2 separate regions of the Homo sapiens genome follow, and region 2 is linked to region 1. Evidence: chromatin loops called from intact Hi-C (ENCODE). Cell type or tissue: HCT116. All regions are shown on one strand. Each heading gives the region's core, and the rest is flanking DNA. Links, peaks and the distances in the headings are about the cores only.

What was found. A loop is a pair of places that touch in the nucleus more often than their neighbours do. Peaks named below come from ENCODE experiments on the same cell type or tissue, not always from the same donor. Only the 100,000 strongest peaks of a DNase experiment are listed, where the experiment ranks them.
Region 2: it touches region 1 in a loop (2.4-fold over the local background); 6 of 110 quality-filtered maps call a loop at or near these places.

Annotation. Positions count from the first base shown.
Region 1 is chr2:211,873,222-211,885,354 of GRCh38, reverse strand. The region is part of intron 3 of ERBB4 (erb-b2 receptor tyrosine kinase 4); the gene reads left to right. Among named protein-coding and RNA genes, the nearest start is that of MIR548F2, 550 kb to the left of the region's middle. In HCT116, for the core only: no CTCF peak of the experiment used is centred there; a DNase peak (open chromatin) is centred at 5,834.
Region 2 is chr2:212,243,439-212,255,571 of GRCh38, reverse strand. The region is part of intron 1 of ERBB4 (erb-b2 receptor tyrosine kinase 4); the gene reads left to right. Among named protein-coding and RNA genes, the nearest start is that of MIR548F2, 180 kb to the left of the region's middle. In HCT116, for the core only: a CTCF peak has its summit at 5,915 (motif pointing right); no DNase peak of the experiment used is centred there.

The DNA.
Region 1 (12,133 bases), core at 1,532-9,531:
ATCACTATAGATCCAGCTTTTCTGGGTAAAGCTTTAGAGATTCATTTATTGACTTTCTTTCAGGCCTAGGAGAAGAAATGTTAACCTTTTGGCCTCTCTCTATTATAAAACATGAGTTTCATTTTTTATACACTTGTCATAACAAATTATAATTTGTGGTAGGGCTTCCTTGGAAGATTATGGCCATATTGAAATTGAAGAGATGTTTATGGCCTTATTACCTTTGAAAAAGTTTTAATTTTAAATATCAATTCAACAAAAAAGCCAAACATACAGTAATCATTTTAAAAAATATTAGAGATAATTCAATACATTTTAAAAATTATATATCCAACCCATTACCCACAATGATATTTGTAAAGTAGAATCAATTTTCCTTATTTCAGGTTTCCAGACATAAATATCTATTTTTATTTTTCAGAAAAAAAGAGAATAGAGTAATACTATTGTTGACTCTAATTTTATTATAATTATGTTTAGAATTTTTGGAATTTGCTCAACATAGCCAAAAAAAGAAGTGAAATACAATGTTATGGTTAATTTTTTCAACTTAACCCAATTGGAAAATTCCAGTCTTCACTATAACATGTTTAGATATTAGCTGCTAATATCTATCACAAGAGTGAGTTGATGAAATTGGACAGATGGGGGTTGTTACCTCAGATGATGCTCTAGACAAGCAAGTGTCACAGACAGAGGATAATGAAATGCTATAAATATGATACATGTGGGAAATGGGCACCTTTAGAAAATTTTGGTTAGGTGACATGTTTTAACATCTAGGGGTTCCTTATGGGTAGGATGGCCCTTTAGGAGAAGGCTCTGTGTTGACAGTGTGGATTTAGGGTTCAGGAACTTAGCTTGAACAAAAGAACAAAACCTAGGGAATTCATATATGATGATAGAGGGAAAAATAAAAGTAAGACATTACTTTTCTGCCGTTTCCGTGGTACATTTTCATAGTCAGGGTTTCAGGAAAGTTTGGTAGGAGAACTGGATGTTGGAGAGACAACTAGACGTGCCATGTTTCAGAGTCCAGGGTAGCTATTTCAATATTAAAACTAGAGAAAGAAGAGGAATTGGTGAGTAGGAAAAAATAACTGGATTAAGGTCTTAGAAATAAGCTGAAACAAGAAGAATGAAAACAGAAGAGATAAACAGGAAGGTAACAGGAATCATGTATCCAGAGTGTGTTGCTATTAGATGCAGGTGTTTAAACGTAATAGAGCAAAATGGATCTGAGAAACTTAGAATAGGCTAGTCTCTAACATGGAGCAATTATGTTTATATTGTACTGTTTCAGAAGCCAGAACTTAGGTTCATTTATAAGAAGACATATTTTAGTTCCAATAGAGAAGTAATTTTCTCTATTTCATATTATATAAAATTTGAATTAGTGGCCTCACCGGGGAGTGAGTCAGTCCCTCATGGATAGAATTATGTAAATAGGCTGAATTATCACCATTGAGTTTTTCTATAATGCATACAAGGCACAAAGAAATTATTTCTCAAAATCTTCCAACTTTTCAAAGAGTAACGTATTTTATTTTATTTTTTATTTTCGAGACTGAGTCTTGCTCTATCGCCCAGGCTGGAGTGCAGTGGCACGAACTTGCCTCACTACAACCTCCACCTCCTGGGTTCAAGCGATTCTCTTGCCTCAGCCTCTGCCTCCCAAGTACCTGGGATTATAGGTGCCCACGACAACGCCAGGATAATTTTTGTATTTTTAGTGGAGACAGGGTTTCTTTCACCAACCGTGTTGGCCAGGCTGGTCTAGAACTCCTGACCTCAAGCAATCTTCACGCCTCGGCCTCCCAAAGTGCTGGGATTACAGGTGTGAGCCACCGTGACTGGCCAAGAGTAATGTATTTTGTTTTAATTTTATTTTTATTATTATTATTTTTTATTATACTTTAAGTTTTAGGGTACATGTGCACAACGTGCAGGTTTGTTACATATGTATACATGTGCCATGTTGGTGTGCTGCACCCATTAACTTGTCATTTACATTAGGTATATCTCCTAATGCTATCCCTCCCCGCTCCACCCACCCCACAACAGGGCCCGGTGTGTGATGTTCCCCTTCCTGTGTCTATGTGTTCTCATTGTTCAGTTCCCACCTAGGAGTGAGAACACGCGGTGTTTGGTTTTTTGTCCTTGCGATAGTTTGCTGAGAATGATGGTTTCCAGCTTCATCCATGTCCCTACAAAGGACATTAACTCAGCATTTTTTATGGCTGCATAGTATTCCATGGTATATATGTGCCACATTTTCTTAATCTGGTCTATCATTGTTGGACATCTGAGTTGGTCTTTGCTATTGTGAATAATGCCACAATAAACATACGTGTGCATGTGTCTTTATAGCAGCATGATTTATCATCCTTTGGGTATATACCCAGTAAAGGGAGAAGGTAGAAAGTGTCTGATCAGTAGATATTAGAACCCAACACAGATACAAGGAGATAGGTAATAGATATGGATTGAGTGAAGTGAAGATAAATTACATGAAGATTAACTTGATGTTGATTCCAAGTCTTCTGTCAGTCTCTTCAATTGTTAGAACTGGTACCACAGTGTAGCAATTATAAGCCTGACCTGGAGCCAGGTGGCTATACTTAAACAATTTTAAGAACTTCAGATTCTCAACCTTATTAGCTTGACAAAATTTTAATAATGATACATTTTTAGTAAGATGATAATATTGCTGTGTTAGCATTAAGGTATCATTTATTTCAAAATAATTTAAATATTCAGAACATTGCTGTGCCTCTCGTGTTTTTATGTGAATAATTTTATTATCTATTTTTGCAAAGAAATGAGAACAAACCTCACTATAGAGAAACCATATTTTAGTAATTGACAAGCAGTCATATTTATATTTATTATATTTATCTATTGAGCTATCTCTATATATGAGGGGACTTTTAAAAGTTCATCAGAAAATTGATTTAAAAGATAAAAATAAAAAATGTAAACTTTCATTCTCAGCATAAGCTCCATCAAATCCAAGACACATTTATAAACAATGATACCAGCCATTTAGTCCAGCCCTAAAGAACCGAGGGTCCTGGGAACTTAACCATGTCAATGCAGTCTCTTTCACATTATTAACTGGAGAATAATGACTACTCTTATTTTTTTATTATTTTTTTTAAGATTAGGAAACAAGTAAAAATGAGAAGGAGCTGAATCAGGATTGTAAGCTAGATGCCTAATGATTTCCCATCATAACTTTCAGAAAATTGTCCTTGTTTGATAAAGGGAATGAGCAGGGGTGTTGTTGTGGTGCAGAAGGACTTTCCCGTGAAGGTTTTCTGGATATTTTTCTGCTAAAGATTTGGTTAACTTTCTCAGAAACACTCTAATAGTAAGCCGATGTTATCTTTCTTTGGTCCTCCAGAAAGTCGAGAAATAAAATGCCTTGAGCATCCCCCCAAAAAGACTGCCACTGAAGCTGCTTCGTTGTCTGGGATAATATCCAAGGTTCGTTGTCTCATGGCTACAAATATCAAGGGCGCAGACACACAAAGAGTGAGCTTAACAGTGGAAGTTTAATAGACAAAAGAAGGAGAATAGCTCTCTGCTACAGAGAGGGGTCCCAGAAAAATGAGTTGCTGATTTCGTGGTGAAATGCAAGAGGTTTTATAGATGAGCTAGTGGAGGGGCGGTATCTGATCTACATAGGGTCCGAAAAACTGGTTAGACCAGTTGCGTCATTTGCATGGGGCACAAATCTCAGCCCCCCCGACCCCCACCCCAATCTTTTATTATGCAGGCAGGTTCTCTGACTGAGCTGCTCCATGTTGCCCATTTCTTTCTTGTCATACATGTGCTAACAAAAAAAGGGAAGATGGAGCTTCCATGGCAGACATACCTGGCCCTCAGGTAGTCCTTCTCTATTGGCGCAGCTGCCAGCATTCCCCCGTGCAAGCTTCAAGCTTGCTTATCGATGTTTGCGGCTCAGTATTTCAGGCTGCTCTTTGTTAGCAAAAAAATAATTTCTTGGACTGCTTTTTGTTAAAAGGGAAACTGCCGATGACTCTTTTGCCCTCACTATCTGCCTAAATAATTTATTTCTACCGCCTGTATCACCATGACCTTTGCTCTTGACCAGTCTGCTTTTGCTTTGGCCGAGACCACTTCCACTTCTACTTCTTGGTAGCCATTGCTTTTATGTGCTTTGTTTTTAGGATTGTAACGGTAATGCCATGTTTCACTTCTTTTTAAAATGCTTCGAAGACATTCTTTAGGCTCTTGGTCCTATTTGTTTAAAATTTCCATGGAAAGCTCTGGTCTTGTGTGCAGCTGATCTGAGTGCCATGGTCTTGGCACCCATTGAGTGGAAAGTTTGCTTAACTTTAATTTTCCAGTCAAAACTGAGTAAGCTCCACTAATTGAGATGTCTGTGGCATTGGATATTACTTGTGCCATTAAATTGTTGGTCCTCTTCAATTAGGGCACAAACAAGATGAATATTTTCCTTGAAAATTGATGTGGTTGGTCTGCCACTGCAGGTTTCATCTTCAATATTATCTTGTCCATTCTTAACATTCATTTGTAAACTGTTCATTTCTTTGGGACATTTTCCCCATGAACTTTTTGTAAAGCATCAATGATTTCACCGTAAATTTGAGGTGTATTTTTGCTTCAATTTTAGCAAGATTCATGTTGCTCTGATACAGGCTGTTTTCAAATGGATGTCTTAATGGTTCCTAGGGCCTCAGACTAGATCCTGTTCAGACATGTTATAACATGTTAGTATGGGTTTATTTTGGTGCAAATGTTTTTTGAAATCTGTGCATAGTTTTTTTCATGATACACATTTTTCACAAACTTTTTGAAGACCCCTTATGTATAGTCAAGTAAACAATTTGGTGTGAACATTTATTAGGCATCTACTGTGTATGCGCATGAGGGATAGACATAATAGGAGGATAAAAATATAGAGGAGACACTGTCATTGAAATATTTGGAGGTTCCCAGAGATGGAAGATATATACACACATTACTATAATGCGTACCACATAGTGGTAAATTCCCTAATAGATATTTTTAATGAATGGAAAAACAGAAGATCTAGCGTAAGACAAGGATTTTGTAGTGTAAGTAGCATTTTGAGCAAAACCTACTGTTAAAGAATGTTTGATAGGTAGAATTGGAAAGAGGTACATTCTAGAGACAGAAGAAAACAAAACACTGTCTTGGGTAAGAGAAGGAAGTTTGTATTTCAGAAAATATGAGGACATACCAAGGAGTATATAGCATATAGTTTTCAATAATATGTGAAAATTATTTTCACATATTAGTACTTATGAGACTATATGTTAAATAATAATTATGCTTTATTTATATATTTATTTTTGTTAATATATATTAATAATATATTGAGTTTAAATATATAACTTTCATACTTCTGGAATGCAGACTTCATTCTCTTACCCAAAACAGTGCATGTTTTGTTCTCTTCCTAGAATATATCTCTTTCCAATTATCCAAGATTATCTTCACATATTGGAACTTATAATATCATATGCTCCCCTTTTGTATGATTGATATTTCTTTGTGTAAATGTGCTATAATACACTTAACCAAACTCTCTGATGTACATTTAACTAGCTTCTAGTTTTTTACTATTATAAGTATGACTACTACACTGTTCCATTGTCAGCTACATTTTCCCTTTTATTTAATTAGGCTAAATCTTAAAAGGGCAGTCTCACCAAGAAAGATTCATACACATTAATCTTGGGTACAGATCCTATATTATCTTTCAAAAAGTTTTGTTAATTTATCCTCCTAACATAGTACATGAGAGTGCCTGTGTTGCCACACCCTGGCCAAACTGGCAATAACAACCATTTTGACATTTGCTAGTGTAATAGATGAAGACATAGGATATATTTATTTAAATTTGTATTTGATTATCAATGAGGTTAAACATCATTTTATTTGGTAATGTTCATTGCTTTCAATGGGAACTCCCTATTTATATATTTTGCCTGTTATTCTATATGGTATTCATCAATTTTCCTTATGGAATTATGAGCTCATAATCTTATTAATCTCTTAGCTATCATTAATGTTGCAAATATGTTTTTCTAGATTTGGGAAAAACAGGTTTTCACTAACCTGTTTTATGTTGTCTTTTTTTTTTATGCAGACATTTGTGATATTAAGTAGTCATTTTTGTCTAGGATTTTCTGTGTGAATTCTAGGGGAAAAGAATGTAGATAAGAATGCAGCATCTTCAACCAGATAGCTTGGGTTAAGATAGCCCCAGCATTTACCAACCATGACTTAATGTCTGTGTGCCTTTCATGTATTAGCTCCTTTCTCCTAGAGGGTTAGAGGACACACATAAATCAACACATGTAAAAGCACCTAGGAGAGTATCTGTTAAGAACTCAGTGAATGTTAGTCTTTCTTGTTATTATCATTTGTGCTAATTTTAAAAGACTTTCTCTAGTCAAAAATTATAGAATTATCCTGTGTTTTTCTCTAATGCAATTTTTGTTTTTTGTTTTTTTCTACTTAAAATTTTAATTTGCCTGTAATGCCAGCTACTCGGGAGGCTGAGGCAGGAGAATCACTTGAACCCAGGAGGCGGAGGTTGCAGTGAGCTGAGATTGCGCCACTGCACTCCAGTCTGGGCAACAAGAGGGAAACTCCATCTCAAGGAAAAAAAAAAAAACAAAACTTAATTTGTCTTAATTTTTTTTCCTAAAGTGGATAACTAATTTTCTCCATGCCATGTTTAAAATATTCATTATTTCTTGATTATTTTGATATTTATCCTGAAAACTGTAAATACCTACATGTATTATTAATGGAATTTTAACAATTAGACTTTTGATGTGATAAAAGAATGCTTTTGCTTTCAGCATATTTTTATGAAATTCATCACTATGCTAAAATCAAATACCTTTTATTACTTTTTCAATGAATACTATTGTATTTTCCATAATATCAATATATCATCCACAACTAATGACAAAGTTATCTCTTTCTTTCAAAAAGTTATTTTGTTATTTAAATTTTTTTTCTTTAGTTGTTTAGGCCTAAAGGACAATGGAAAATGGTTATAATGAGAGTGGCAACTTTTTTACTGATTCCTGACTCTAATGAGAACTGTTTTAAATTATAAGATAAATTTCGATGGAAGATTTTAATTTGTTTAGAAAAAGTTGTTTTAATTTCTACGGTGATACATTGTTTTTTGTTGTTGTTTGTTTGTTTGTTTTGAGATGGCGTCTCGCTCTGTTCCTCAGGCCGGAGGGCAGTGGCGTGATCTAGGCTCACTGCAACCTCTGCCTCCTGGGTTCAAGATATTCTGCTTCCTCAGCCTCCTGAATAGCTGGGATTACAGGCACCCACCACCATGCCACGCTAATTTTTGGATTTTTAGTAGAGACGAGGTTTTGCCATGTTGGCCAGGCTGGTCTCAAACACCTGACCTCAGGTGACCCGCCCGCCTCGGCCTCCCAAAGTGCTGGGATTACAGGCATGAACCACCTCGCCTGGCCTGATGCATTGTTACCGACATAAATTTAGTAAATTTGAAGACATACAATGTAAATAAAAATATTATCTATTATTTCTTAAACCCAAAATAATAAGTAGTTACATTTTGGTGAGTATATTCAGGTATTTATTTCCTATACAAATTGTTTTCATTTAAAAATGCAGAATCAGATTTTTCAATTTTGTAACATGACTGTATAGTAGCAAACATATTTTAATGTCTGGACTAATAGCAATATCCCTGAAATGGAAAAAAAAAAAGACATTTTAAAGAGGAAGGCGGCATAATCAGATACGTTCTCAGAAAAACCCCGAAAGTATGCTTGAATAATAGATTATAGTGAGAAAGAGTTGATAGAAAAACAGTGTTTATATAAAGTAAATCAATTTATATTAGGCTCAGCTATTAATGGCAAAACAGGCAATACATTAACTGTGGCTTAAATAAAAATATATTTCTTTCTCAAGTAAAAAAAGCATAATCTGGAGGTAGTGAGTTCAGAGCTGATCTGGCTTCCTGAATGTTATGACCCCACAGTTCTGTCTAATTGCTCATCCAACCTCAGCACATAAATTCTGCCATAGTCCAATAAGGCTACTCGAGCTTCAGCCACCACGTCATAATGCCAGCTGACAAGAAGCAAGAAGGGATAAAATACATATACCTTTTCTTAAATGTACTCGTCCTAAGAGTTGTACACACTGCCTCCACTTACGTCTTATTGTCCAAAATCATTCACTTATGACTACATTTAGCTAAAGAAAGGCTAATGCATATAGAAAGGAGAGGTTCCGTAATTAAGGAAGAAAGAACAAGTTATGAGCCTTTGCCTCAGTAGGCTTTTCAGTAGTTAAGATGTGGAATAGCAGTATTTGAACGGGAACAATGAAACCAGAAAGAAGAAAATAGATATAAAACTTTGTTAATTTTTTCATTTAATACTGTTTAATATTTAGGTTTTTAAAATATTTGTTTTGGCATGATAAAAAAACATTTTAAAAACTGATTACAATTTATATGAAGGAAAGTGGATCGATCTTCAGTGTAAAGCTTAATTTTTATATATGTATATACATTTAAACATTCAAAGTATTCCCGTTGCCTGCAGAAGATTCCCTCATGCCTCTTACCAGTCAATACCTGTCCCCTCAATAGCCAGAAATTATTAATAGTATTTAATTTCTATCCACATAAACACATTTTATGTGTTCTTGAACTTCACATGAATCCAATCATTACATATACCCTTTTATAACTGGTTTTTCTCACCGAACACACAGTCTCTATGATTTATCCAGAAAACAACACATTCATGAGGGAAAAGTATCTATTAATATTAACTAAAAAGAATAAACTTTAATTGCTCTATATAATCTGGTAAAATTTTGAAATAAACAAGGCTCCAGTATGAATACACATCGCATAATGGTGAAAGTGTAATTCTTCTCCTTCCTCTGTCTTGCCATTCTTTAAGTGGATGTGGTGTGATCAGGTGCATAACCATTTGTGAGATAGAGTTAGAGTAAAATTAAGAGTCTCTTTGACACATAAATCCAAAATACCTACTGACGTGTGCAAGGAAACACTCAGAATCAGCAAAATTGGTATTCTCTAAGTGTATACAATATTTTGGCAAAATGTGATGCTATTAATTTTTTGACTACTTTTCTTGATCAAAAATTGAATGTGTCACTGAAGTAAGTGAAGAGAGAAAGCCTTCTTATGACTGCTGAGTGCCTGTGTATTTGTCTATTTTAAAATTTATTTCAGAAGTACAGTCATGTGTTGCTTAATGGTGAGGACATGTTCTGGGGAATGTGTTGTTATGTGATTTCATTATCCTGTGAACATCATAGAGTGTATTTACACAAATCTAAATGGTATAGCCTCCTACACGTCTGGGCTATATGGTCTAGCCTGTTACTACAAACCAGTGCAGCATGCTACCATACTGAATACTGTAAGCAATTGTAACAAAATGTATGTGTGTATCTGAACATAGAAAAGGTACAGTAGAAAATATGGTATAAAATATTAAAAATGCTACACTTGTGTAGGACACCTTCCATGAATGGAGTTTGCTGGACTGGTGGTTGTTCTGGATAAGAAAATGAGTAAATGATGAGTCAATGTGAAGGCCTGTGACATTGCACTACTGTATACTTTATAAACACTGCACTTAGGCTACACTAAACTTATTTTAAAAATATAATAATTGTGCTGCAACATTGCTACAGCTATGACATCACTAGACACTAAACATTTTTCAGATCCATTAAAATCTTATGAGACCACCATCATATGTGCAGTCTGTCATTGACTGAAATTACATTGTGTAGTTCATGACTGTATTTGGGTACTTGTTTCTTCTTCTTCAAAATTTGCTCATTATTATTCTAAAAGGGCAAATAAAGGAATGCATCTAAGTGGGGAAAGTATGAGAAATAATTAAAATTACCAACAAAACAGGGAAAGCTAAAGACTCTTTGTAATCATCAAAGCATCGGATTATTCAGTTCTTTAAATTAAAGCAAGTGCTCAGCACTCTTAAATTTTCTAGGTAATTAAATGGCCTCTGTAGTTTGGCTATTTTGACTATAATCTTGCTGATTTGAATGGTATTTTATTAATGATATCTCAAGGGGAATTTGCAGTAGCTTGAAAATTAATGAAATATTAATAACCAACAACCAAAGAAATGCAGATATGTCTGCTTTGGAAAAAAAAAAACGTTATCTGCATGTTCCTTAGATTAAAAGCATTTTATTTGAGTTTGTTTTTTTTTTTTTTTTTTTTTTTTTGCATTTCTATTTGAAGCATGACAATACAAGCCTTAGCTTAAAGAGTGGGCATTTGGTAAGAAATACAGCGCACATATTGTGTGTCTTTGACAAACCTTTTGTGTAAAACATTATTTTGGCAATTTGATATATTTTAGCATTAACAAAAATGTTTTGTGCAGGAAAAATGTGATTTATATTTTTATTTAAATGTAATTCTGAAACCAAAGGGACATAGCTGAACTTCTTTCACTTCAAATGAAAAACAAATGCCTCATCTACAGAATGGAAGATGGCTAAACTGCTGAAGAGGAATCTCTGTTGCTGTATGGCATGGCATGAAATTAAGGAGCAGTGAAGAGTCAAGTTTACACTCACAATAGGAAAGAACTCCACCTGCCATAAGGTTATCACTCTAGTATGGAGAGAGCACTGGTCCCTGAAGGGATTTTGCAGATCAAGAGTGTTGAGAGTGGAGATACAGAGAAGATTCATGGTCAGATCCTAAATTTTACCTAATTTATCAAAGGAGATATTACCTTCACCCAGTCCTTTAAAATTCATTATTTGAAGACCTAGCATTAAATAATTACACAAGCAAATATGAAGACTTAATTTAAAAGTAAACAAAAAACTCTGGAAATAAGAATAGCTGATGATCAAGAGTAGATAGGGTAAGACAAGAACAAAGTTAGATGCAAAGCTGAAAAATAAAGATGGATTACAGTTCTCTATTCAGATTATTAAAGGAGCTCTCTTATTGGCTGAGTATAAAGGAACTAGAGGCTGCTATCAAAATATTCTATTTTGTCTTTATTCTTCAGTGTAAATAGATATAACTAGCAAAATGAGAAAAAAAATGAGAGCAGCAGGTTTTTTTGTTTTGTTTTTGTTTGTTTGCTTTTTTTGACTGGAATGCAGTGATGTGATCATGGCTCATTGCAGACTCAGTCTCCCAGCCTCAAGTGATTCTCTCGCCTAAGCCTCCCAAGTAGCTGGGACTACAGGTGCACACCACCATGTCTGGCTGTATTTAACAAAGCTTTTAACACATTCACTTGATATATTAAAAATCTTAATGACTTTGGAAGAATCAGAGTGAAGATTTTGAAGCCTTTTTATATATACCATGAGTTATACAGTCAATACATTTTTGAAGGCAGAGTATCTATATCTATTATTTTTTTTAAGAACACATTGTTTTACACAATTATTTTACTTCCAGAAACCTATGCCACAGAAGACTTAACACCCTGGACAAAAAAATATATACGTATGAGGAATTTTGCATAATTGTCCATAGTGAAAATTTGGCAACAACCAAAATCTCACCCCCAAATAAATGATTAAAGAAAAATATATTTATACAGTTTATGTTGTACAGTTACACAATGGAATTAGCTAGTTCTAATGAAAATGAAAGATTTTCTTCAGAATACAGTTAGTGAAAATTGCCAGTTGGAGAACATATACAACACTACTTTTGGGGAAAAAAATATGTAGGTGTATGTAAATAGTGAAAATATCTTAGGCATGGGATTTTGGTAATCTTCATAATCTACATGTTAGGAGTGAAGTTTTGGTAATCTTATGTAGTCTACATTTGTACATTTTTGTATTATGAAGAGAAACTACAGAGAAGTTTGCATTGTCATCTCATTAATATAATTTTTAAAATTTAAAAAGGCTTCTCTGAGATTGCAAGAGGTGAGTGACTTTGCCACAGGTTTTTAGAAAAGTAGATGACTACACGCTTAACATGTTGTTGAGGTCATCTATGCATCAGCAATGGGAGGTTCAGGTATTATCTGGGGTCCTTCTAGTT
Region 2 (12,133 bases), core at 1,469-9,468, 370 kb before region 1:
AGTACTTCCAGCCCCAAGCATTTTGGTTAAGGAACACTAAACCTGTACCTCTTACAGCAAGAACTGATAGACTATTTGGTCTTAAAAATACAAATTGTTTTATTTATATATTTGCCCTGGGTTTCTCTTTTGTACAACAAACATAATTGGCAGATTAGGTAAACTGTGCCCTTGTAGTATAATATTATGGATTTTTAAATTGGAGTTACATTAGTTAGAAAATGAAATTTTGCTGAATTAGCCACTTTAAAAAGGGTTGAATGACTCTTTCCCCCAGCACACTTACTGTCTTTCATATATACACACATATATTTTTCAAATTTTAAAAAATTGCTATAGTGCATAGTCATTGTGGTAAAATATTATTCTTATTTTTTCCTCTTAATAGTACAGTATTCAGTAATATGAAGATTTTCAGGTATACAGCCTAATGCACAACAGCGAGAAGGATGAAAGTATTATAAAATGTTGAACTCTCTTCTACCTCCTTTGATGGTCTAAATAATATGGATAGATGCATAAGTAGATGTGTTTGCACATGTGTATAAAGGTGGATTAAGATATAACACTATACCCGTGAAATAATGTAATGTAGAATGAATTACTCCTTACTCGGCTCTTAGGTGACATCTGAATGTTTTGAAAAAGTTAGACTTTCTCAGAGAGTATCTCTCACACTATAACAAAGTATTTACAGTATATCTGTTATTTAAATCTTAAACTGTAAGAGTGGTTTGTATAACTAGCCATCTAGAATGACTCTTGTGAAATCAGACCTTTACAACATGTCCCTTATCCTCTTTTAATGCATAAACACTGCACATCCTGAATATTCACAATATTTCAGAGAGATCTTAGTGCTTTGTGAAAGCAGGTTAGGAAGTTTTCCCATCAGTGGCATGCTGTCTTTTTTCCTATGCCATGCTTTTGCTATACATAAACAAAATTACGGATTCGTGGGGAATGGTGTCAGGAGCTCTTCTGAGACAACACTGGCTGCCTGGATATTACTGCCCTGAGGGGGTTTGTTCAAATGATTGTGATCCCACGGTAGAGCAGATTGAGCCAGTCTAACCTGGCAAGTGGGAGTAGGTGTGGGGAAAACAGCACAGCATAGTCATAGCAAAATGTTCATTGCCACTTACAGGATTGCAATTTTAAATAACACTATTCGAGTTGTTTGTTTCCTCTGTGGTGTGATCAGTGTGTCAGATTCAACATAGCTGTCCGCATTTTAACTTAATCTTCATTCCTTTGGTTTTGTTATTTAGTGAGTGGGCTGGTATGAAATTAGGCACTGGGTTGGTAAATAAAATAATGAGCAAATACGTTTGGACTGAGGAATTGTTATAAAATGTATTTATTTGTTTTTAGTTAGAGGCCATAATATTTTAAGTAGGATTTAAAATTGTATGTTATTTATATGGTCTTCTAGGAATATACATATTGATAATCAACTAATTTTTTTTTTAAATTTTACAGTCATGTGTGGCATAATAACAGTCAATGACTGACCACCTCTACCACAGCGGTCTCCTGAGATTATAATACTGAATTTTTACTGTGCCTTTTCTGTGTTTAGTTAGATACATTTAGGTACACAAATACCATTGTATTACAATTGCCTACAGTATTCAGTACAGTAACATACTATACAGGTGTGCAGGCTAGGAGTGATAGGTTATACCAGATAGCCTATGTGTGTAGTAGGCTACACCATGTGGACTTGTGTAAATACACTCTGTGATGTTCCCACAGTGACCAAAATGCCTAACGATACATTTTTCAGAACATATCCCCTTCATTAACTGGCATATGACTTTACTTAACTACTTAACTAACTTTTTAACGGCAACCCAAAAATTAGGCATGAAATGATTAATTTATCTCAACCTCTGCACAAATGCCAAGAACAGAGTGGTTTAGACCCTTGTTTTCCAAGTGTGTTCTGCTAACCAGCTGCATGGGCAAAACCTGAAATCTAGTTAGAAATGCAAAAGTATGGGCCCCACTCCAGACTACGGAATCAGAACCTACATTTTAACAAGATCTTAAGTGATTCCTATGAACATGAAATTCTGAGAAGAACTGGTTTTGATGAAGAAGAGAAGCAAATTTACTTATTATAGGTTTTTTTAATGTAATGGAAAAAGTAATGAGAAAACTGATAAGATCAAGAAAAATGCACCAAAATGTAGTCATATAATAACTACCTGAGATGTTCACTCAATTTTCATTTACTTCAGCATTATTAAATATTTAATTTTTATTTGTAGTTACAGCTTCAATCCCATCTCACTTTTATTGCTTTGTTAAATTCATATACAAAATAAGAGGGTTACCAGGAAATTTGTAACAACTTTTAATTGAACATGTTAGTCAAGGAGCCCCAGAACGATTACAGATTATGTGGTATCACTTTGGCGACTGCTACTCATGATGTTTATTCACATTTAATAGAATAAATCTACAGACATTTGATTCTAAGAAAAGTAAGCTAATGAAGCATGTAATATATAACTGACGACTTTTCTCAATGTAAACATAGGATGTAGATGTCAAACTGTCATGAATATTAGAAGAAATGCAAATGATGTTATGCAAATTTTCCCACAAGATGCTCACTCATTGTAATGTATCTTTTGATTATGTGTCTGAGCATCTAATGTCTGTAGATGATACTCTAAAGATATGTGTCACTTTTCAACTTTTAATTTTTACAATACATATGTCTGCATTGGAATAGAAGCTTCTGCCATCACACCTACATGTGTAAGTGATAGCATCTGTGACTCTATATGCTATCTTCTCTCTTTTTATTATAGATGACCTGTCTGTCTAAAAGTCTCATTATTCTTTCCTCTATGATCATCAGCATAAAAGGATGATATTTATCCAGTATTTTAAAAACTTTCTTTGGACCCCAATTTTTCCCCTGGCTACATCCTGATTTCTTTCCTTTCCAAGAAAAAACAAGTCTTAGAAGTCTAGCTGAATTTCACTATCTCTAATTTTGCTCCTCCATCTTTTCTTGAAATCACTCCAGTCAGCCAGTGGACCTTACCATTTTACTAAAATGACTCTTACCAAAGTCCAAAATGACCTTCATATGGCATGCTTACATTTTAGTTTTAGTCTTCGTTGATCTATCAGCAGCATTTGACACAGACGGTCATTCTCTTCTTTTTGAAACACTTTCTTAACATGGCTTTCATGACACCAAAATTCCTCCTACCTTTCTGCTCTTCTTAATCTCTTTCATTCATTTGTGTTTACCTCCTCTACCTCTAAATGTTGGAGTTCCCCACAGGGATTAATTCTAGGATACCTTTTTTCTATCTACAGTCATATCCATCGTCGTGATTTATTTAATGCTGTATATAAATGACCCCTCAAATTTATATGTCATCGCAGTAAATTGCAAATAGATTCTTTTAGTTGCTTAAGTCAGACACCTGGAACGTATCTTTGACCTTTTCTCATCACTGCCCTTATCCACATGCCAAACATTTTGAGGTTCTACTTTAAAAATATATCTAGAATCCAACCACATTTCAACACCTCCATTGTCATTACCCTTGTAAAAGCTACCCTTCTCACTTGCTTGGATTTTTGCAGTGGCTTTCTGTCTAGTCTTGTTTTTACCCTTGTGATCCATTGTCAGTATAAAAGCTAGAGTGCTAAAATGTAAATCAGACCATGGCACTCCTCTGGTTAGTGGTTAACTTCCCATGGCTTCCTATATCTTTTTGACTAACAGCCAGCAATGGATCTTCAAATAACTACATGGTCTGACCACCTGTCACCTTTCTAAATTCATTTCCTACCATTTCACCCTTGCTTGCTTTTCTTCTGAAGTATTAACCTTTTTTTTAAAAAATACCTAAAATATATTGGGCACACCCCTACCTCAGGATATCTGCATTTGCTATTCCTTTTGCCTGTATAGTTTTCTGTCATATGTCTGCATGGCTTCCTCTCTCACTTTCTTCATCTAGTTTCCCAAAAGTCCTCCAATCAAAACTTGTAAGTTCCTGAAAGCTACTGATCCTCATTTTTGCTTTTTATTTTTTCCTTATTCCTTACTACTGTCAAAAGCATGTTATGTTTTACCTATCGTGTCTGTTTTCTCTTCTCACTACGATATGAGGTACTTGAGGACAGGGATTATGTTTTTAGTTTATTCCCTGCTGTTTTTCAAGTGCCTAGAATGATGCCTGCTGCATATTAAATATGAATAAATGTTTATCAAATAAATGAATAAATAAATGAATGTATACATGCTGGATGCTTTTAACTTCTTAGACTAATATGGCAGTTTTCAATAAGCTTCTAATAAGAGCATTTTTGTAAATAAAAAGCAAACTGTATATATAATTCTTCCTAATAGAAATTTTGTGTCTTACTGGAATTCAGGATGTAAAGACATTTTAGATTGAGTCAAGTATATCCTCAATAGAATAACAAGTTTTCAACTCAGAAAATTTGAAATAATTTTGTACCCATCAACTTGAAGCTTAGTTGCTATTGCCAGCCCTAGACTATTTGATAAACAAACTAACTCCATAATTGTGTGCCAGAGTTTTAAAACTTCCCCTTGTTGCAAAATCTCTCAGTCAATATCAGAAATTCACACCACTATTTATTTGTGAAAATCTTTTTAAAAATAACTGTGTTAGTAGTATTTAATTTTGACAAATGGAAATAAGAAAACAGGGGAGCAGGGCTTTTCCTCTTTTACTTTTTACCCTTGTGAACTGATAGCATGGTTTTTTTTCACCATAATCTTATTTATTTATTTATTTTTGACTAAAAACAGAAAACAACAGGGCTCTGTGTGGTCTGCCTAGAACGTGAAGGGAAGATGTTTGAATTCATTCATTCAAAAATTGTTTGTCTAACATGGAAGAATAAGTGAATGCATGAATTTAGATTGAATGTTATTGGAATATTATCAATTCAGATGGTATCATTTTACATTTGTCTGATGTTTCCTGTTATTAATCCTGTGTCCCAAATTTAAAATATAATTTCATTACTCAATGAAGTTAAATATCTCGCAATCTCATTTATCTAGAACAGAGTATAAATGAGGAAGCAAATAAGGAGGTTCCTGAGCAGCCAAAACTACCATAAAAAGTCATTGAGAGAAATTTCAAACACCTTATACTTGTAACAGTTGTCTTAGTGCTAATTTACAGATTTGCTCACAATTACATAAGGTTGGAAACTCCACACCCAGTTGGAAGTGTAAATTAATAGATGTTTAAGGAGATTATCTTTCATAGGTAAAAACATTCACAGCTGAGACAAATGTCAGCAGGTAGCAATGAATGAAATAGAAACCCATAACAAATATAATTGTGAGACATGAAAATAAAAAGAAAACTAAAGCTTAGAGACATTACAGCTGATACAACAAAGGAGGAAACATCTAAAGTATTTTTCTTAAAAGTAGTGATGTTGAAAGAATTAAGCCCCAATAAATTTAATTAGTTATTGTATGAACAGAAGTTAGATTTAGGTTCAATGATTAAATTGATAATGGTATGCATATTTATCTTGCAATACATATACACGGTATCAGGTGGGTATCTACAACTCAAACCTTTACATCGTGCAACTGATTTTGGTTCCCTTGCCAATTGCATATAAGCTCTTTGACATTGTCAAGCTTCTTTACTATATTCATATACATAAGTCAGTATTTGATTTGCCATAAATAAGAAAAAATGTCGGCTGATTTCTTTTCATATGCAGTGTTTCTGAGGTCAGCTTGTATATTGGTTGACAAGCATAATACAATGTTTGCTTCCTATTAGTTTGTGGCTTAACCCATAAATGAGAAATCCTAGAATTTTACAAATATAGAGAAAGCTGTTAAGTTGTGAAGTTCTTGTTGTTTAATGCCCAGGTGGGGGCAGCAGCTTTCAGCAGCTCAGTAACTTTTCTCTGTTTAAAACATCCTTGTTTTAATTCTATGGTGTTTTTAATAAACTTTTCTCCCTTGCAATGTCGTCAGTTTAGTTTATTGCCTTACTGTTCTCCCACTAAAATGACATGAAGCTAAAAAGATAGACAAAAACTGCTTGCTTTTCCCTCTAGCTAATTGTATGTTTCAACCTATCTTTTCTATATCATGAATGATATTTTTCCTTTTGATTGTCACAATATCTTTTACTATATAAATTTAATTATCTAGAGTCTTCCTACATTTTAAATTTCATTCCATTCTCCATTATTATATAAAAACATACACACATATACATACATATATATGTATGAATAAATAATACAGTTTACACAATTTCCTTAGTCATATGTGGGAGATTTGTACCTTCCTTGCTTTTCTGAGCAGGAAATCAAAGCCCACCAATATTTTGATGATTATCAGGAATACAGTGAATTTACCTAATTACTATGCTTCATCGCAAACAATAAGCCAAGTCAGTGAGTGCTAATAGCAAGTTGAATGAAGGTCTGTTGCTGGTCTAGTTCCTGTTAAAATAACCCCAAATATAAATTAGAAACGATATAATTACATTGTAGAAATCAGGCATTTGACTATGTAATGGAATACCCCACTCCCAAAATTATATGCATAGTCCATTTTACTTTGAAGAAAAAGATAAATATGACCAAAAGATTCAGGAGAAAATAGAAATGTATTTAATAGGTGGCTTCAGATACTATAGCTCCTGTTGGTGAGCAAAAAGAAACTCAGTCATCTAAGGATGTTTACTAAGAATCATGTATCAATAAACCTGTTTTTTTTTTCCTAAGAATCAGCAGCAGTCAGCCAATCTAAAGCTGAAATAGTTGACATTTTGAGCAACCGTTTAGTACTAATCTAGCTAATTTTGATGACAATGCTGAGTACCTGTACCTTTCTACATATATCTTACTTATTTTTCTCACATCTTAAATTTTCTCTTAACGTGGCGGATTAAATTTGTGGTGACCTAGGTAGGATAACTCCAAGATTGTAGTCTGGACTTGGGAAAACTTCTTAATTTGAGGCAGCATAGGTAGATGCCTTTGTTAAAGTATATCACAGTTAAGAATCATATACAGCATGGCCATTATATTGATGTGAGACCAAGTTTTATCATTGACAGTATAGAACTCAGCCGTTTATTATAGCCATGCCATAAACCAAGTATATACTCTTTCTAGACAAGAACACTTACCTGTTGTCAGAGGACACAAAAAGTTGTGTTTAGCAAAGCCCAAATTAAGGAAAAGGCATATTAGGTGCATATAAAGCTCTACCACATGGAACCTTAAAATGATCATGTATGTAAACGCAAAAATTTGGCATAGGCTCAAAAAGTCTTCAAGTAAATTCTTTAATTTTGATGATTATGAAGGCACTAAACACATATTTCTTTCATTAAATTGTTGATCTATATTTTAAATTATTTTAATTATTAATTTTATTGATTTTTTAATCACAAAAGTAAAAACAAAATTCAAGCCATGCAGAAGTGTATACTATAAACATTTTAAATTAACATCTCCAGTATTTCTTAAACTCAAACCACAATGATAATCACTGTAGATAATTTGCTTTAAAACACCATTAATTTTTATTTATTTTTTATTTTTGAGATGAGGCCTAACTCTGTCACTCAGGCTGGTGTGCAGTGGTGTGATCTCGGCTCACTGCGGCCTCTGCTTCCCAGGTTCAAGTGATTCTCATGTCTCAGCCTCCTTAGTAGCTGGGATTACAGGCTCCCGCCAACATGCCCAGCTAATTTTTGTATTTTCAGCAGAGATGGGGTTTCACCATGTTGCCCAGGCAGGTCTCAAACTCCTGACCTCAAGCGATCTGTCTGCCTCGGCCTCCCAGAGTGCTGAGATTACAAGCATGAGCCACCGCTCCCGGCCTAATACACCATTATTTCTAAAGTACTATGATAAAATATTAAATGAGAAAACAAACTAGTTTTTTGGTTTTAATTGCTTTCTAGACAAGCAAATTTTTGAATGTATGTTGAAGGCTCCTGCAAGTAGATACATCAAATATTTTCAACCAATTCTAATAATTTTACCACACAAACTTATATTTCTAAATAAAAATATGCTGGAAATCATGACAACATTAATTAGAAATTTTCAGCCACAGATCTCTTAACCCCAAATATCAGGGGGAAAACTTTAGAAATAGTTTTGAAATATTAATAGTTTACTCATAAAGCAGTAATTTTTTTTGAAAAGGGAACACAAATAACATTCCACTAGAGGTAATAGATGAGGGCATAAAGGTGCAATTCTAAATGTTTTCTACAGAAGAATTATATCTACTTAGATGCTTTAGTTCAGGTCCCAATCATAGGTTGTGGTAAATATCAGATACTAATTGGAAGATACAATAAGGCATCCATATCTCTTCAGAATTTAAATGAACAGCAATGACACAATAATTCTCTATTTTGCCTTTTCTCAAACTATCACTTTATTTTGCCTTCTCTTGGTAAATAATTTTATTTCCTATAATTTATTGATACTAAAATTATTTAAGTATTTGGTTATCAATTTAATCAACATGATTTTTGAATGACTCACATTTTCAGAGATTTGAACCAGAAAGAACTTGTAAATCATCTAATCCTATAGGTTTCTTTCAGTTGAGGAAACTGAGACATAAGGCATTCCCAAAAACACTGAATGAAATTCAGGAAATAACTTAGATGGTAAATACTGGGAGAACTTACTGTGCACCTGAAGAAATTTAGTCACATAGGAAGTAAAGAAGCTGTGCTGCTGTCTATATTTACACTAAAGATTTCCTTCCCTGGTGCCTTTCTTCCTATTATTTTTTTCTCTTCTTGAGTACTTATTCCTCAGCATCACGTTTCTAATTCCCTTCAAGACAGAGCTGGAATATTACTTTCTTCATAAGGCCCTTTCTGGTTCTAGAGCTGTCAATTATTTCTCATCTTCTGCACACCACTTATTTTTAAGCTACATCTTTCATGACATCTCTTTCTAACTTGTATTTTGTGTATATTCTTGCACTAACTTGTAAGCTACTTGATTACATCATATTCATTTTCTCATCTCCTGCAAACTCAACAGAGCTTTTTCATTTAATTATATTCAATACATATTTGTTGAATAAATAAATGGAATGCAATGTTGATTTCCGTTATTAAAATGTAGATAACATGCTAGTTATTTTTTGAGAAGGAATAGTACACTCAGTGAATAGATTTTACCTCATGCACATTTATTAGTCATGTGGCCGTATTCAAGCTGCTTAAAATGAAATATTAATCCAATTAATTCAAGCTTTTAAAACAAAGCAATTTACAGTTCTCATCTTTGCTGAAAGTCTTATTAGCATAAATTAATTCCTTTAAGTTAAATTTATTTGACTGTTGCATTGGAGATACACGTGAACTGTCATTTCCATATTCAGAGCATGGGATTAAGAGAAGGACCCAGAGAGGTCAGTTAATCTACATTTACAGAGCTCTTGGAGACAGCACATATCTAAGCCGGCTCCCATAGAGGATCATCTATTTGCTTTTAAAGACTCTCCTGAGGTTTTCAAAGGAACACTGGCAGATGCAAAGCCTGTTGACTCAGGATGCCTACATCCTTTGAAAATTACACCCCCCACAACATTTAACTTAGCCATAGAAATCATTTAAAATACATTATCCCTGAATTTTTCTCCCATCTCCCTTTTGTAAATAGTGAGAAGGAAAGGGGAGTATCTCAGAGAGCACAAGAAAAAGAGCAAAGGGCTCTTTTGGGATTTTTCTCTTTCCTTGACAAGCCGCTGTAAGCAAGGTGAGGGCCAGGTTATAAGATTGGCAGCACAATCCAGATTTCTCTCTGGATAGGAACATTGACAGTTGTTTTCTAAACTCTTGGAAACAGCAGTTGATATCAGGCCTTCGTGACATTCTCAGGATGTTTTTCCATAATGGGAAAATCATTTGTGATTCTGTGATATAATTTCACCTTTTACAGTAGAATTAAACCTTCTCTACAGTTTCATCCCAGTGTTGGCAAGAAGATTTCACTGACAATATGAATAATATTAACGTCAATATCTGATATAACCTTTTGTTATTAATAATATATGACAACCACATAGAGAACTGTTTGAGTTACTCACTTACCATTATAGGAGGATAGCTTCCATTCGATTATCAAAATTATTTTTCAAAACTATTCAAGCATAAGGAAAATTTTCATGAGATAGTAACAGGAAATGTAGAAAACCAGTTTATATATTCAATGTGATCAATATTTTACAAAGCTTTTGGCACATATACATCCACATTCAAAATACACCCAAAAAATACTCTGACCTAATACTAGTCAGGAGGAGGATTTATAAAATACTTTTTTTTTCAACTCTTTTTACAGATGTTTTCAAATTTTCTATGATAAGTGTGTGTTTCCTTAATAATCAGGAAAATGTTACTTTGAAAAGATAATATACACACTGTTTTTAAAGCACAGTTTTACTGAAATAATTTATAGACTTCTGAGAGTTTTTTTATGGTTCTACAATAAAATAACTGTGATTCAAATCCTGGCTCTGCACTTGTATAACATTGGAAAACTCCCTTAACATCTATAAAAGGGAGATGATAGTAACCCAACTTCATTGGGTTGTTGTGAGGATTAAATGAGGAAATACATGTAAATCACTTGTAAGAATGTGTGTCTGGCACGTGGTAAGTGCTTAATTAATGTCAGCTAGAACATATTAATTATTATAGAGGAAGGAAACAAGGCACATATTTAGAAAGTGGGATGAGATCATTGGGATTCTCTGGCAAGGTTTTGGAAGAATTGAAAGTTAAACCAGACTGTAGAAGATAGATAAAATCTGAAAAGATATTTTCTTTGCTTTGGTGCAAGGTGAGAGGAATGGCAAATCATGAGGGAAATGATAAAGTTTGAGAAAGGGAAAGTTTATGGGTCAAATAAAACATATGGTGAAATAGAAGGTTTAGAGAAATATATTTTCTCCTAGACGTCTCTCTTTATATAAGTGCTCGAAAATATAAACAGGTTAAGATGGGCATGGTTGTTGTAAAGCAGAAATTACTTTCTCAATGCCCATTCCCCAACTTTTTAACATTTTTAGTTAATTCTGATCTCAAATTCTGCCTTGCAGAGTTTTTCAAAGGCAAGATCACAGTTGTATGTCTTGTCAGAATGCTCCTGTCATGACCCGTGAATTTCATTTTGTGTCAAATTCTAGAGTAAAACTAACAGTCTTTTGGCTAGACTTCCTCCGTGTTGCCTTTGGAAGTCAGGGGTAAAAAGGATGGACTTATGAGGTTGATTTACAATGGAAAAAAAATGATTTCATTATTTATTTTCTTCCACATACCTCATAAATGTCTATGTATCATGAAAAATTATTTTTGTTAATATGCCCATTATTCATTATTAATGAATTATACCAGTCTCTCTTTCTCTCATATTTTCTTTATCATATTGTTGAAACCGTAAGGTTTTTACACTGCTAGGACCTCCCCTAGAAGATCGTGTACATAATCAATATTAAGTAGATAGTACAAAATATTGATTTTAGAATGCTTACACTAAATTAACTTGAATACCATATTCCATTCTAATGTTTTCAAAGTACACCTTTCCTCATACAACTATAATGAGGTTGATAAGCTACTTGAAGGAACTAGGGATCATTAAGATCATTTTTATAATTGTTTATTAGATCCAAATTACTGATGCTAAATAGTAATTTTTTCTTCTTCTTTTTCTTGTTTGAATTGGGGAATCTGGCTCAATAGCTATTATTCCATCGATGGTGGCATCATTTGATATCTTATGTAATTTTTGCCCTAATTCTAGGGCCCACAAAGTAGGTGATTGGGATATGACCCCCAGAACTGAAATTCAGAGCAACTATTACAGTAATCTAGATTGCCTGAAAATATTATAACATTTTGGGTATCTCTTATTATATAAGTCCTATCCTACAGTATATTTACTCTGAAAAAAAGAAGATCACAGTGATAAAGTATAACTGTAGTAGATGTGGGGACTTCTTTATATCTTTTGTGCAGTGATGCTGCAGTAAGATTAATAAAAAGCTAAAAATTTACAGATATGATAGGCTTTTCTTTTTCTTTAT